Linked DNA regions of Homo sapiens: region 2 is linked to region 1. Evidence: chromatin loops called from intact Hi-C (ENCODE). Cell type or tissue: HepG2. All regions are shown on one strand. Each heading gives the region's core, and the rest is flanking DNA. Links, peaks and the distances in the headings are about the cores only.

Evidence for each region. Peaks named below come from ENCODE experiments on the same cell type or tissue, not always from the same donor. Only the 100,000 strongest peaks of a DNase experiment are listed, where the experiment ranks them.
Region 2: a loop joins it to region 1, with 5 times the contacts of the local background. A loop is called at or near these places in 1 of 110 quality-filtered maps.

Annotation. Positions count from the first base shown.
Region 1 is chr4:186,601,727-186,607,920 of GRCh38, reverse strand. FAT1 (FAT atypical cadherin 1) reads left to right here. Exons shown (of 27, transcript NM_005245.4): 17 at 1,708-1,851; 18 at 3,347-3,544; 19 at 3,944-4,745; 20 at 4,887-5,018. Among named protein-coding and RNA genes, the nearest start is that of MTNR1A, 49 kb to the right of the region's middle. RefSeq lists an enhancer at 3,607-4,806. In HepG2, for the core only: no CTCF peak of the experiment used is centred there; a DNase peak (open chromatin) is centred at 3,590.
Region 2 is chr4:186,717,144-186,723,337 of GRCh38, reverse strand. All of the region lies in intron 1 of FAT1 (FAT atypical cadherin 1), which reads left to right. Among named protein-coding and RNA genes, the nearest start is that of FAT1, 3.6 kb to the left of the region's middle. RefSeq lists an enhancer at 1-41. In HepG2, for the core only: a CTCF peak has its summit at 3,206 (motif pointing right); a DNase peak (open chromatin) is centred at 3,203.

The sequences.
Region 1 (6,194 bases), core at 2,144-4,643:
AGTGTAGATATGGTACTTGCCGTTGGAGATGTTGATAGAAGTGACATGAGGGATTGAGATAAATATGAACAAATAAGGAGAGGCAGCAAGGCTGAACATCCACCCACCCACTTATCCAGTATCCATCCACCCATTTATCCAGTCATCCATCCATTCATCCATCCAGTTATCCATCCACCCATGCATCTCCCCACTCACCTACCCACCCATTCACCTACCCATCCATCCACCCACCGACCTGTCCACCCACCCATCTATCTAGTTATCTATTCACTCACCCATCTACATATCTATTCACTTACCCATCCATCCACCCCACCCATCCATCTATCCAGTCATGTGTCCATCCACCCACCACCCATCTATCCAGTTATCCATCCATCCACCTACCCACCTGTCCATCTAGTTATCCATCTACCCATCTATGTGGTTACCCATTTGCTCACCCACCCACCCACCCATGTATCCACTTACCCATTCATTCACCCATCTATACAGTTATTCATTCACCCATTTATCCATCCACCTATCTATCCAGTTACCCATCCACCCATCTATGCATCCATCCATTCATCCATCCATTCACTCATCTGTGCAGACTTATGTCCAGGAAGGGAAGCTGAGCAGGAACTACCTCAGAGAGGTAGGCCTGTGAAGGAGAACCAAAAGAAGCCTTCGATTTGGGAATGAGAAGGACACTGGTGATGATTAAGAATGAAATTTCAGAAGAATAATGGGTGTATCTAAGATTAAAGGAATTTGGGGGGAGATAGTGATGAGATACCTCATTAAATTCTTTAATTTCTCCTTTGATGTGTGAATGTTGAGAAGGGACTTTCTAAGGATTTGGGAAGCATGCTTAGGATTGCCCCCACTGTGGGGCAGAATAAATTTAGTATCTTTGACTAAAGAACCCAGATCCTTTAATACACTTCTGTCCATTGTGAGATACCAAAGGAGCTAGCCTGTGGTATTTCCCAAGCTAATGCGCCAGCAGAATTCTTTTTCATTGGAGCGTCTTGCAGGACTAACGTTCTGTAGAACATACTCTGGGATCTAGCCAGCTTTCTGGCTTCTCCCACAACTCATTCTAGAAGACAGAGCTTTATAGGGAACTGCCCTGAAAAAGAAGCTATCTCACTTGACTTTCTTTCTTTTGTGGGAGGTCCTGACAAGCTAATCCTGAGGGATTTAGACAGCTGAGTATAATCCGAGTGTGAAATTGAGGGGGAGGGTGATCTGGAGTGTCCTGAGGCATTGGAAATGAGTCAGCGCTAAGGTGCGGGAGGCAGCTCATGTCTGTCTACTTCCACTGAGAGCAAACTTGGGGCCCTAAGGAAGGCTGCTCCCATCTTACCGAAGCAACAGCATTTGAGATATGTTAACTTCTTGTCCTAATCATTTGTATTACTTTTATGTCTTAGTTTCTGTTAATAGAACTGCAAGATAAAAGACTTTTACAAAACAAGTACATATTTAAGAGGCATCAGAGAATCTAATCATTATTGGTAATTCTTGCTGTTGGGAAATGTGTATTACTTGCATGCACTCGTTTGTAGGAGATTAGGGCATCGCTCACAGGCAGGATGCAACAGATAGTGGTAGCTCACTGGGACCTGCCCGTCAGGACTCTCAGGAGGACACTCCTCATTGGAGCTCTGTCGGCCTTGTGAAAATGAACGTGCATTCTGTCTTTTGCCTGAAAAGATTTCAGGTTACACGCTCACGGTTCAAGCTTCTGATAATGGCAGTCCACCCAGAGTCAACACGACGACCGTGAACATCGATGTGTCCGATGTCAATGACAACGCGCCCGTCTTCTCCAGGGGAAACTACAGTGTCATTATCCAGGTGGGCTTCGAGTGCCAAGGTGGTCCTGGGGTTCTTTGAAATGAGCTTTTCCATTGGCCTCTGTTGCTTTTCTTTCTTATCCAAAGGTTTCTTTCTAGAAAAATGGGAAACGTAGAATTCAAGAAGTCGCTATCAGTATTAAAAGATGAGCATTTTAAAGATAAAGCCAAGCTTTTATCTCTTTCCTTTCCGTGCTTTGATTTTTGAGATATTCTCACTGTTCTAGGATTCCTAAGAGCTTATTGCTTAATCAGACCTGCTGCCACTGGTGCTTTTCCTCTGCCCTCTCCTCCCCCCTTGACCTTCCTCTTCCCTCTTGCTCTTCTTCTAGCCCCCAATCCTTCCTTCTCGCTCCATCTTCTACTCCACTTTCTTCACCCCACTCTTCTTCCTCCCTACTCCTCCTCCCTCCACCTCTTCTCCATTCCATTCCTCCTCCTTCTCTTCCTCCTCCCCACTCTTCCCTCCTCCCCACTCCTCCCTCCCATTCCTCCCCCCTCCCTCCACCTCTTCTCCATTCCTCCTCCTTCTCTTCCTCCTCCCCACTCCCCTCCCCACTCCTCCTCTTCCCTCCACCTCTTCTCCACTCCTCCTCTTCCTCCTCCCCACTCTGCCTCTTCCCCACTCCACCTCCTCCCCCAACCTCCTCCCTACTCCACTTCCTCCCCATTTCACTGTCTCCACTCTTTCTCCTCCTCCCTCCACCTCGTCGCCACTCCTCCTCATCACCCCTCCTCCTCACTACCCCTCCTCCTCCCCCTTCTCACTTTTCCTCCTCTTGTCAACCTCTTCTCTTTCTCCTCCCCACTCCTCCTCTTCCTTCCTCTCTTCCTCTTTTTTTTTTTTTTTTTTTCTGAGATGGAGTTACACTCATTGCCCAGGCTAGAGTGCAATGGCACGATCTCAGCTCACTGCACCCTCCACCTCCTGGCTTCAAACAGTTCTCCTGCCTCAGCCCCAAGTGCTGAGATTACAGGCACCCACCACCACGCCCGGCTAATTTTTGTATTTTTAGTAGAGACGGGGTTTCACCACGTTGGCCAGGCTGGTCTCGAACTCCTGACCTCAGGTGATCCGCCCGCCTCAGCCTCCCAAAGTGCTGGGATGACAGGCGTGAGCCACCGCGCCTGGCCTCGTCTCTTCCTTTTCTCCTCCAGTCCTCTTCTTCTCCTACACTCCTCCTCCTCTCTGCTCTTCCTCCTGTCCCCCACTCCTCCTCGTGTCTGCTTCCCCTCCTCCCTCTTCCTCCTCACACTCCCTTTCTTACCATGTTTCCTTCATCCTCCTTTTTCTTCCCTTTTCGCTACACCCCTTCTCCTTTCCCTCCTCCTCACCACCACACTCCCGTCTCCACCTTTCTTCTCTTCCTTTCAGATAGAGCAGAAAGGCTTTGTTTTGTATGTATTTTATATTATAGAAAACTCATGTGTCTGTCCCATATAGATTTGGCTGTGTTCCAGGATTTTTGTTTAATTTTGTTTCTAATCTTGTGCAGGAAAATAAGCCAGTGGGCTTCAGCGTGCTGCAGCTGGTAGTAACAGATGAGGATTCTTCCCATAACGGTCCACCCTTCTTCTTTACTATTGTAACTGGAAATGATGAGAAGGCTTTTGAAGTTAACCCGCAAGGAGTCCTCCTGACATCATCTGCCATCAAGAGGAAGGAGAAAGATCATTACTTACTGCAGGTGAAGGTATGAATGGCTTTCTTTGTGGTTTGGTTGTGGATTCATAGAGAAGAGCTGCTTGGCGTGGTTCCCCTCTTCTATTTGAACAGCTTACATTTCATACAAAAACAAACTTTCATAGAATTGCTGTCTTTGTTTTTTGCCATACCTTCCATTTTTATCCCGCTGTGTTTGAAGGAGCTCATTGTTGATTCTGTCATAGTCATTGACAGAGCTGGGTTTCAGTGTGAATTAGTGAAGTGCTATAAAGAAATTTGTCCTTTTCTTTGATACGTTTCTTGTGTGGAGAAATGAGTATCTACCAGTTAGTAATTTTTTGGGAACTTGAGTAATACAAATGTTTTTATTGAAGAAGTTATAAACAGTGCCATAGACAAAGGTGATTTTATTTTTCTTTTCTTGTAGGTGGCAGATAATGGAAAGCCTCAGTTGTCATCTTTGACATACATTGACATTAGGGTAATTGAGGAGAGCATCTATCCGCCTGCGATTTTGCCCCTGGAGATTTTCATCACCTCTTCTGGAGAAGAATACTCAGGTGGCGTCATTGGGAAGATCCATGCCACAGACCAGGACGTGTATGATACTCTAACCTACAGTCTCGACCCTCAGATGGACAACCTGTTCTCTGTTTCCAGCACAGGGGGCAAGCTGATAGCACACAAAAAGCTAGACATAGGGCAATACCTTCTCAATGTCAGCGTAACAGATGGGAAGTTCACGACGGTGGCCGACATCACAGTGCATATCAGACAAGTCACACAGGAGATGTTGAACCACACCATCGCGATCCGCTTTGCCAACCTCACTCCGGAAGAATTCGTTGGTGACTACTGGCGCAACTTCCAGCGAGCTTTACGGAACATCCTGGGTGTGAGGAGGAACGACATACAGATTGTTAGTTTGCAGTCCTCTGAACCTCACCCACATCTGGACGTCTTACTTTTTGTAGAGAAACCAGGTAGTGCTCAGATCTCAACAAAACAACTTCTGCACAAGATTAACTCTTCCGTGACTGACATTGAGGAAATCATTGGAGTTAGGATACTGAATGTATTCCAGAAACTCTGCGCGGGACTGGACTGCCCCTGGAAGTTCTGCGATGAAAAGGTGTCTGTGGATGAAAGTGTGATGTCAACACACAGCACAGCCAGACTGAGTTTTGTGACTCCCCGCCACCACAGGGCAGCGGTGTGTCTCTGCAAAGGTACTGCACATGAGTGTATGAAAGTCGGTGTCACAGATGGTTTCAGACGGCCTTTGAAGCCTTTGATGGCTATACATGAAAGGTGATGTTCTTGAAATGTCTGTTAATTATCTTTTCCCTTTCTCCCCTCTTTGAATGAAGAGGGAAGGTGCCCACCTGTCCACCATGGCTGTGAAGATGATCCGTGCCCTGAGGGATCCGAATGTGTGTCTGATCCCTGGGAGGAGAAACACACCTGTGTCTGTCCCAGCGGCAGGTTTGGTCAGTGCCCAGGTGAGAGTTGAATGGTTGGGTATACTTTTATTTTTAAAAATCGGTTTCATTGTTTCTTACCATTTTCTTCTTTATTGGAGTCTAAAAATATTGCAAAGTATGTTTATTGTAAGAAGACAGATGTGGAGATGAATAAAGAATGACAGTAGTAAGTTTTGCTTCCTCTTGTTACAGCACACCCCTTGGTTCATAGTTGGTGTCCCTCCTCCTGTGTCTTCAATGATTATATAGACATACAGCTAACAACGCAGTGCCATTATGTAGCAGTTTAATTTTCCTGGAAATTCAAGAGTGATCATATCTCACACAGTTCTCTCCCTGTTGCCTTTTCCCTCCACTTAGCAGTATGGTAAAGAGCACCTTTCGTATGGTTCCGAGCCAGTACCTTTAAACCTGATTCTTTTTGATAGCTGGATAATATTTTCTAGCATGGCTGTACTTATTCAACATTGTTCTTATGTGTAAAGATTCGAGTTGTTCTCTTTCTTTCAGATAAAGAAATCTTTATACATGTATCTTTACATACTGATGCGTTCATTTCTATACGGTGTATAGATTATAAAACTAGAATTTGCTATCTCAAACATCAATGACATTTTAAATTTTTTTGTATCACTATATTAGTTTTCCAAAAAGTCGTATTAATTTTTATTTCTCCCAGTTATGTATGAAGGTTTCACTCTCCATTCTTTTGACATCATTGAACATTTTCGATTATAAAACAAATTCCCCACCATCTATTTTATGGGTGTGAAGTGATATCTAATTATTATTTTAATTTGCATTTCTCTGGCTACTTTAAAAGTTTTCATCTCATTTGTTCATTTCCTATCAGTATTGCCTCTGCTGTGGCCTCTACCTGTTCATGTTGTTTGATGGTCTGGGTTATTTGTTTCTTAGTATCAATGTGTAGAGTTACTTGTGTATTAGGAGTATTAACATTCACAGTGTTGCAGTTACCTCTGTCTTTATATCATTTATATTGATGTTATCTTTTGATTTGTTAAGTATGCCTCTTGTCATTTTGAAATTCAATTGTTATTTAGTCAGTTCTACATAATTTTATGTAACAGTTGCCATCTGTGGAGATTGATGACATTTGCATCTTCTTTGGGGAATGGGGATTGTTTTATTTTGCTTGAGAAGGTTTCTTAAATCACCTTGAGGCTATGTATA
Region 2 (6,194 bases), core at 2,233-4,732, 120 kb before region 1:
GGGCATCCCGCCGTCTGCGAAAGACCCGCTCGCTGAGCGGTGCACGCGGGAGGCCTGCGCGGGGCTGCCGGGTCCCTGGGTCTCTGGGTGTTTGCGCCCTGCAGGAGCGCTGCCCGGAGGTGCAGATGCAACCGGTGGACTGCGGAGTGAAGGGCTGCGAGGCTGCATTTCGGGGCTGAACATCTGCACAATGTGCGGTTTGTCAGTGTTTTCTGTCTTCTCTGGAGGAGGAACTTCTAAGATCTTTTTAAAAGAAAGAGTTTTTGGTCCTTCATTGCCTTTAAAAAAAAATGCTTTCTTTTAGAGAGCCAGCTTTCTGCTGTGTGTTAGATTTTTTTGTTCCCGCTGATGTGAATTGCAAGGCTTTGGAAACAAGGACGCAATTGTATGAGTTAGGAAAGTAAACTCATAAATATTTTCTATGCAGTTAAGTTTTTTTTTTTGTCTGAACTGTGGTTTCATTAAGTGGCTTTTGTTAAGCAATTCCCGGGTGCCTGATAGAGGCGATTTTTTAAAAGTGGATATTAACAGTGATTATTAGTATGAGAAAAGATTGAAAAGAAAATGACCTTCAGATATTCATTTCCTTTTCAAAAGCAGATTCTTAATGCTTCGTATATTCAGATACAGGTTTCGATAGTTTAAGAAGGTATCTGTGTGTGAGAACTAGGTAATGGTGATGTTTTTCACACTATTCTTAATGAGTTTGGTTATGCTGTCCAACACATCCAGTTGTTACAGGGACGTTTGAAAAGGTGTTTCTCCAGTTAATAGTTAATTGTGATATTTGTCTTTGTCTTTTTGTCTTAGGAAGACAGCTCTGATTCCACAGTTAGAATTATTCCTTTGTATTTAAGATGTAAAAATACTTAAAGCACTATGTAATTTTTTAAAACAACAATTGGTATAAGCCTTGAGTGATGCTAAACATGGCATTTAACAAGCTCAAGGTAAGGTTTGATTTGAATGAAGTTTGCATTTGTATAACCATTTTTTGAAAAATGAACACCTTAAATGAGCCAAATTCTTTGGCACTCTGGAAAGAAGTGTGGTTGTTAGAGGACTTTATAAAATCATTTCGGGCCACCTGTATATTCATTTGTCTCTTTTGAAGTATCCCCGTTGGGTTCTCATCATGTTAGTAGATCATTTAAATCCATGGTCCGGACAGGTGCCAACAGAAAAATGTTTAAAAATTATGGCCGGGCGTAGTGCCTCACGCCTGTAAACCCAGCCCTATGGGAGGTCGAGGCGGGCGGATCACCGGAGGTCGGGGGTCCGAGACCAACCTGACCAACATGGAGAAACCCCGTCTCTACTAAAAATACAAAATTAGCGGAGTGTGGTGGTGCATGCCTGTAATCCCAGCTACTTGGGAGGCTGAGGCAGGAGAATCGCTTCAACCCGGGAGGCGGAGGTTGTGGTAAGCCGAGATCGTGCCATTGCAATTCAGCCTGGGGAAAAAAAAGAAAAGAAAAAGAAGAGAAGAAAAATCTTTAAAAATTATGCACAAACTAATTCTGTTTTCATTCCCCTGATCATCCTCTACCTTTCCATTGCCTTTAGACTTTGCTTTGAGGTCCCTTTGAAGCAGTCGTTTCTTTGAATGTTAGAGGTGGATAGGATCTTAGAGATTATGTTTTAACACTTTACCCGCTTGCTTTCCACCCAAGTTTGGCTGATTTTACGTAGAATCAATCAGCCAAATCAAATTAGTACATTATTATTGCATTAGATTCTGTCTCAGTGGCATAATTTGTAGCCTAAAGGACCTGATTTAATAGCAGGGAGCCGTAAGGCTGGATGTGCTGTTTAATCTTTATGAGTGGGATTTGCGCTAGATAATTGTTCTTTTGACCAAATTATGTAGAAGTTGAAGCCAAACTCTATCTTTTGGTCTCACTTAATTGTTCAGTTTGCAAGTGCTTATTTATCCTTAGACACTGGAGAAGAGTTTTTGAAATGAGTGATATACATCAGTTAAGATCAGGAAGTTGCCATTTTCTCATACCTGAGGGGAACTTTTCATTTCAAAAATATATTCTGATGAGGAATCTGCATATTTCACTCTTTTAAGTTTTTTAAGTCATCTTTTACTGTAAGTCCCAGATTTAAATACATTGCCTGAATTCTTGCTTAATTCCAAGGGTTCATTATGTATGTGAAGATAAGTCTATAAAGTAAAAATAATAAAGGCTTCTATACACTGCTTAGGAAATATTAGTCATGATTTAATCTGTATCCTTCATAGAATATTAAGGTTAGAGCTTTGTGATAATCTGCAACACAGACACTGATCTGGCATTATCTATAGCCAATTTTGAGGCAGCGTAAGGTGGGTGGTGACCTCTTTCTGAGCTATTGGAAATGAGTCCTCTACAGAGCAGCCACCTGCAGTGTTGTTACCAGCCTCGTGGTTGTGCCTGGATTTTCTGTTAATTTGAGAAGGATGGATGTTTTATTTTCCTATGTTATCCCTCTCTATATCCCCTCCCCAACACAGTCCTGCCTCACATTTCTCACTCTTAACGCTTTATTCATCTGTCCATTTACCAATCCAACAATAGTGGACCTCCTCTGTGTCAAACATTGGGCCAGACACAACATCTAGTGCTGAACAAATCGTGTTTCCTGCCCTCAAGCAGCTCGTAGTCTGATAAGGGAGAGGACAAGTACACAGTCTCTTATAGACCAGTGTGATAAGAGATCCATTCAGGTCAAGGTGGTCCATAGCAGCACCTCAGTGAGCTGGGGGATCTGGGGCAGGTGGATTTAGGATAATGTGAGTTCTGAGGGAAGTGTGAATCAGAGGGGAACAATTCAAGCAGAGGAAATGATGTGTGCAAAGCAAGTTATAGAAAGCATAGTGTGGCTTGTGGTGTGATGAGTGGAGAGAAATTCTGAAGACCTCACCGTACCATGTTATCTTAGGAAAAGGATTGGCTTCTTTTTTTTGTCTAGGTAGAACATAGAGAATCTTGACTATGACTTAAATAATCTTATTAAAAAAGGGAGGATTGTTTTTATGAGGCAGAGGTTAAGGAGAGAGAAAAAGAAAGAAACGTTGAAGAGAAAGGTGAAAACAAATAAGCTGTATGTGAGGAGTGGAGGGCAGGAAACAAAGAAAATAGTAATGTTTGCATTATCTTTCGGAAGGGAAGAGGTCAAGATGTTACATTACTTTAGAGCCTTCACCACTAGGTGGTGTTATTGGCTCAAGACAGCTTGGTTACTGAACTTGTTGCAAGTCTGGGAAGTATGCCTTTTTGTTTTGAAATAAGAAGTAGTGTTGGGAAATTAGGAAATTAGTTAGAGGTTAGATTATCAAAGGTCTTTAATGCAAGGTTAAGAATCATATACTTAGCAGGCTAAGGGGAAATACTGAATATTTTCAAGCTAAAGAATAATATCACAAAGAAGTTTGAATAGGTTGACTGGGATTGGGGGCAGAAAGCAGGAATACCAAAAGACTGTAGGAATACTCTGCATGAACAAAATACCCATTCTAACTAGGTGGTAGCAGCAGAAATGCAAAGGGAACCATTTTGAGAAATTGAGAAAGAAATGTCAAGTTTGGATAACTTTTGAGAAATGAAGGTTTGAGAGCCAGGAGGCTGTAAAGATTTTAGTCCATCCTTCAATTTCTCGAATACATAGAGTCGAAAGGATTAAGCAAGTTCCTTGAATTCACACAGTTGATTAGTGACAAAGCTGGAGCTAGGTTCCACATTTGATGTTCTCCCAACCCCTTCCTTTTTGTTTGATTTGTTAGTTTGCAAACTTGGTTGATTTGGGAAGTGGTGAGATTGGAAAATAACTGGAAGAGCTGTTATTTTGCAATGGCGAAAGGGTGAAAAGTCTATATAGTTGTCCCTTGGTCTCTAAGGGAGGTTTGGGATTTTATACCCAAATCTGAGAATGCTCAAGTCCCTGATATAAAATGGGGTACTATTTATATTTTTACTGTTTTATTGTTTATTTTAAAGACGTTCTCAACCTGAGGTTGGTTGGATCCATGGATGCAGAACTCTTATATAGTGAAGGCCAATCGTATAACTTAGGTTTGATGGTATTTTAGGAGGAATGTTACGAGGTGTTTGAGAGAGGTTAGAGCTGAAATTGCAGATTTGGTGCACTGATCCTTCATGATTTGAGGCAGAGTAGATGAGATCTTTAAGGGTGGTAATAAATGCATGTGGAGGAAGAGTTGGAAGACAAGTTTGTAATGCCAGAGTTGTAGGTGAGTCAGTGTAGAGTATAAAAGAGTATGGAAGAGAATCAGGAGAATGTTGTCATTCATTTTTCATACCTGTGGATTGCCTCTTTGTTTTGGGGGACTCTGTGACCGAATGAAGGATCAGGAGTGTTGGGGAGGGGAGTGAGTGGTGTCAAAGGTGTCATGAAATCAAGGAGGATGAGCACTGAGAAAAGGTCATTGGTTTGACATTAGCTTGTGATGCGGGAACGGCTGTTCTGCCAGGGTGGACCTGCAGGATCTCTGTGGAGCAGCGTTTGGCGGAGAGGGAGTTCTAAGGAAGCCAGGGCGGTGCTGTGAAACTCCTTTTCTTGCGATCTTTGCCAGTATAAAAAAAGAGAAGAATAAGAGTGTTTGTTTGAAAGAAGCAAAGGTTTGAATGAAGTTTATTTTATTTTATTTTATTTTATTTTTTTGAGACGGAGTCTGGCTCTGTCGCCCAGGCTGGAGTGCAGTGGCGCAATCTCGGCTCACTGCAAGCTCCGCCTCCCGGGTTCAAGCGATTCTCCTGCTTCAGCCTCCTGAGTAGCTGGGACTACAGGTGCATGCCACCACGCCCGGCTAATTTTTGTATTTTTAGTAGAGACGGGGTTTCACCATGTTGGCCAGGATGGTCTCAATCTCTTGACCTCATGATCTGCCCACCTCAGCCTCCCAAAGTACTGGGATTACAGGCATGAGCCACCGTGTCTGGCCAAGCTTATTTTTTAAGTAGGAGAAGAACCTGTGTGTGTGTATGGATTCTGCACAAGGTGTCAGGAGTGGGAGGAGCTGTAGAAGAGGCAGGATTTTGTGGTATCAGAGTATCTTTATTTGCAGCTAGGGTGGGTGGCATCTCTTCTGAGGTGTAAGAAGAGAGAACAGGTGAAGAGAACATTTTAAGAGGAGGAGGGAAGATGGACTTTTCTCCCTGAAGATTTCCGTTTTCTTGCTGTACATGGAACATTCACTTTCCTGGTCTGTCATTTAGTGAAGGGTTGACCGAATCTAATTATACAGGGAGCCCAATTCAACGTATAAAATAAAGTCTTACTTACCAACTTGGGAGTGGAAGAAGTGGCCATTGTTGATTATTGGCTACTCTGCCAAGATGTCATTTAAATTACTTCTGTTTGTGGAGAAAAATACATTAGATGAGATGATCTCCATTCACAAGAGGTCAACAGTCCATTGAGCTTCTCCTTGGGCAAAGTTTGTCCTGGAATGTGGATGAGGAGAAAGTGGTTGGAGGATAAGGAATATATAGAGAGGGGAAAGAAGAGAATAGCACAGGAATGCCTCACCCTGCCAGAAATAGACACACAGCCGCTGCCTACCTGTCCTGTCTTGTCGTTCCCAGGAGCACAGAACAACTAGAACCCGTCATCTTCGTAATGCCAACAGACATGTTTTATAGGTTCATGTAGATAACTAGGTTTTATATAGAGGCTGTTTGAAAAATAGGACATCTGTTTATCTTTCTTAAGGGCAGGAACACTTCAGGAATCTATTTTGGATTGATTAAATCATGTACATGGTGAAGTTTTCTGAAAAAGCCAGATTGTAGTTCCACACTGTCATTGTCAGTAAAGACCATTCTCAGGGTTAAATTGGAACCGGTGGTTGATCATGTGAAGGCAATATTTAAAGTATGTCTTGCTAGAGTTACCAGATTATTGCAGCCCCAGTCAAAGATAACAACATATAAATGGAGTTAGCAGAAGTGATTAAATGACATATACCAAGCCTAAGGCTGCTGCTCAATTTCTAGGGTCACAGCTTCCTCCGTTCATGCTGAAAATCATATGAAGATGGGTTGAAAAGAATTAGTGTACACCCAGAAAATAAACAGGATCTACTCATTAGTATTTCAGTGTAAGGATGAAAGCTTTTAAAAGTACCGACATGGCTATGATAATTGAACTAGAAAAATAGAGAGTTTTTTTTTTCCTGTTGTAAA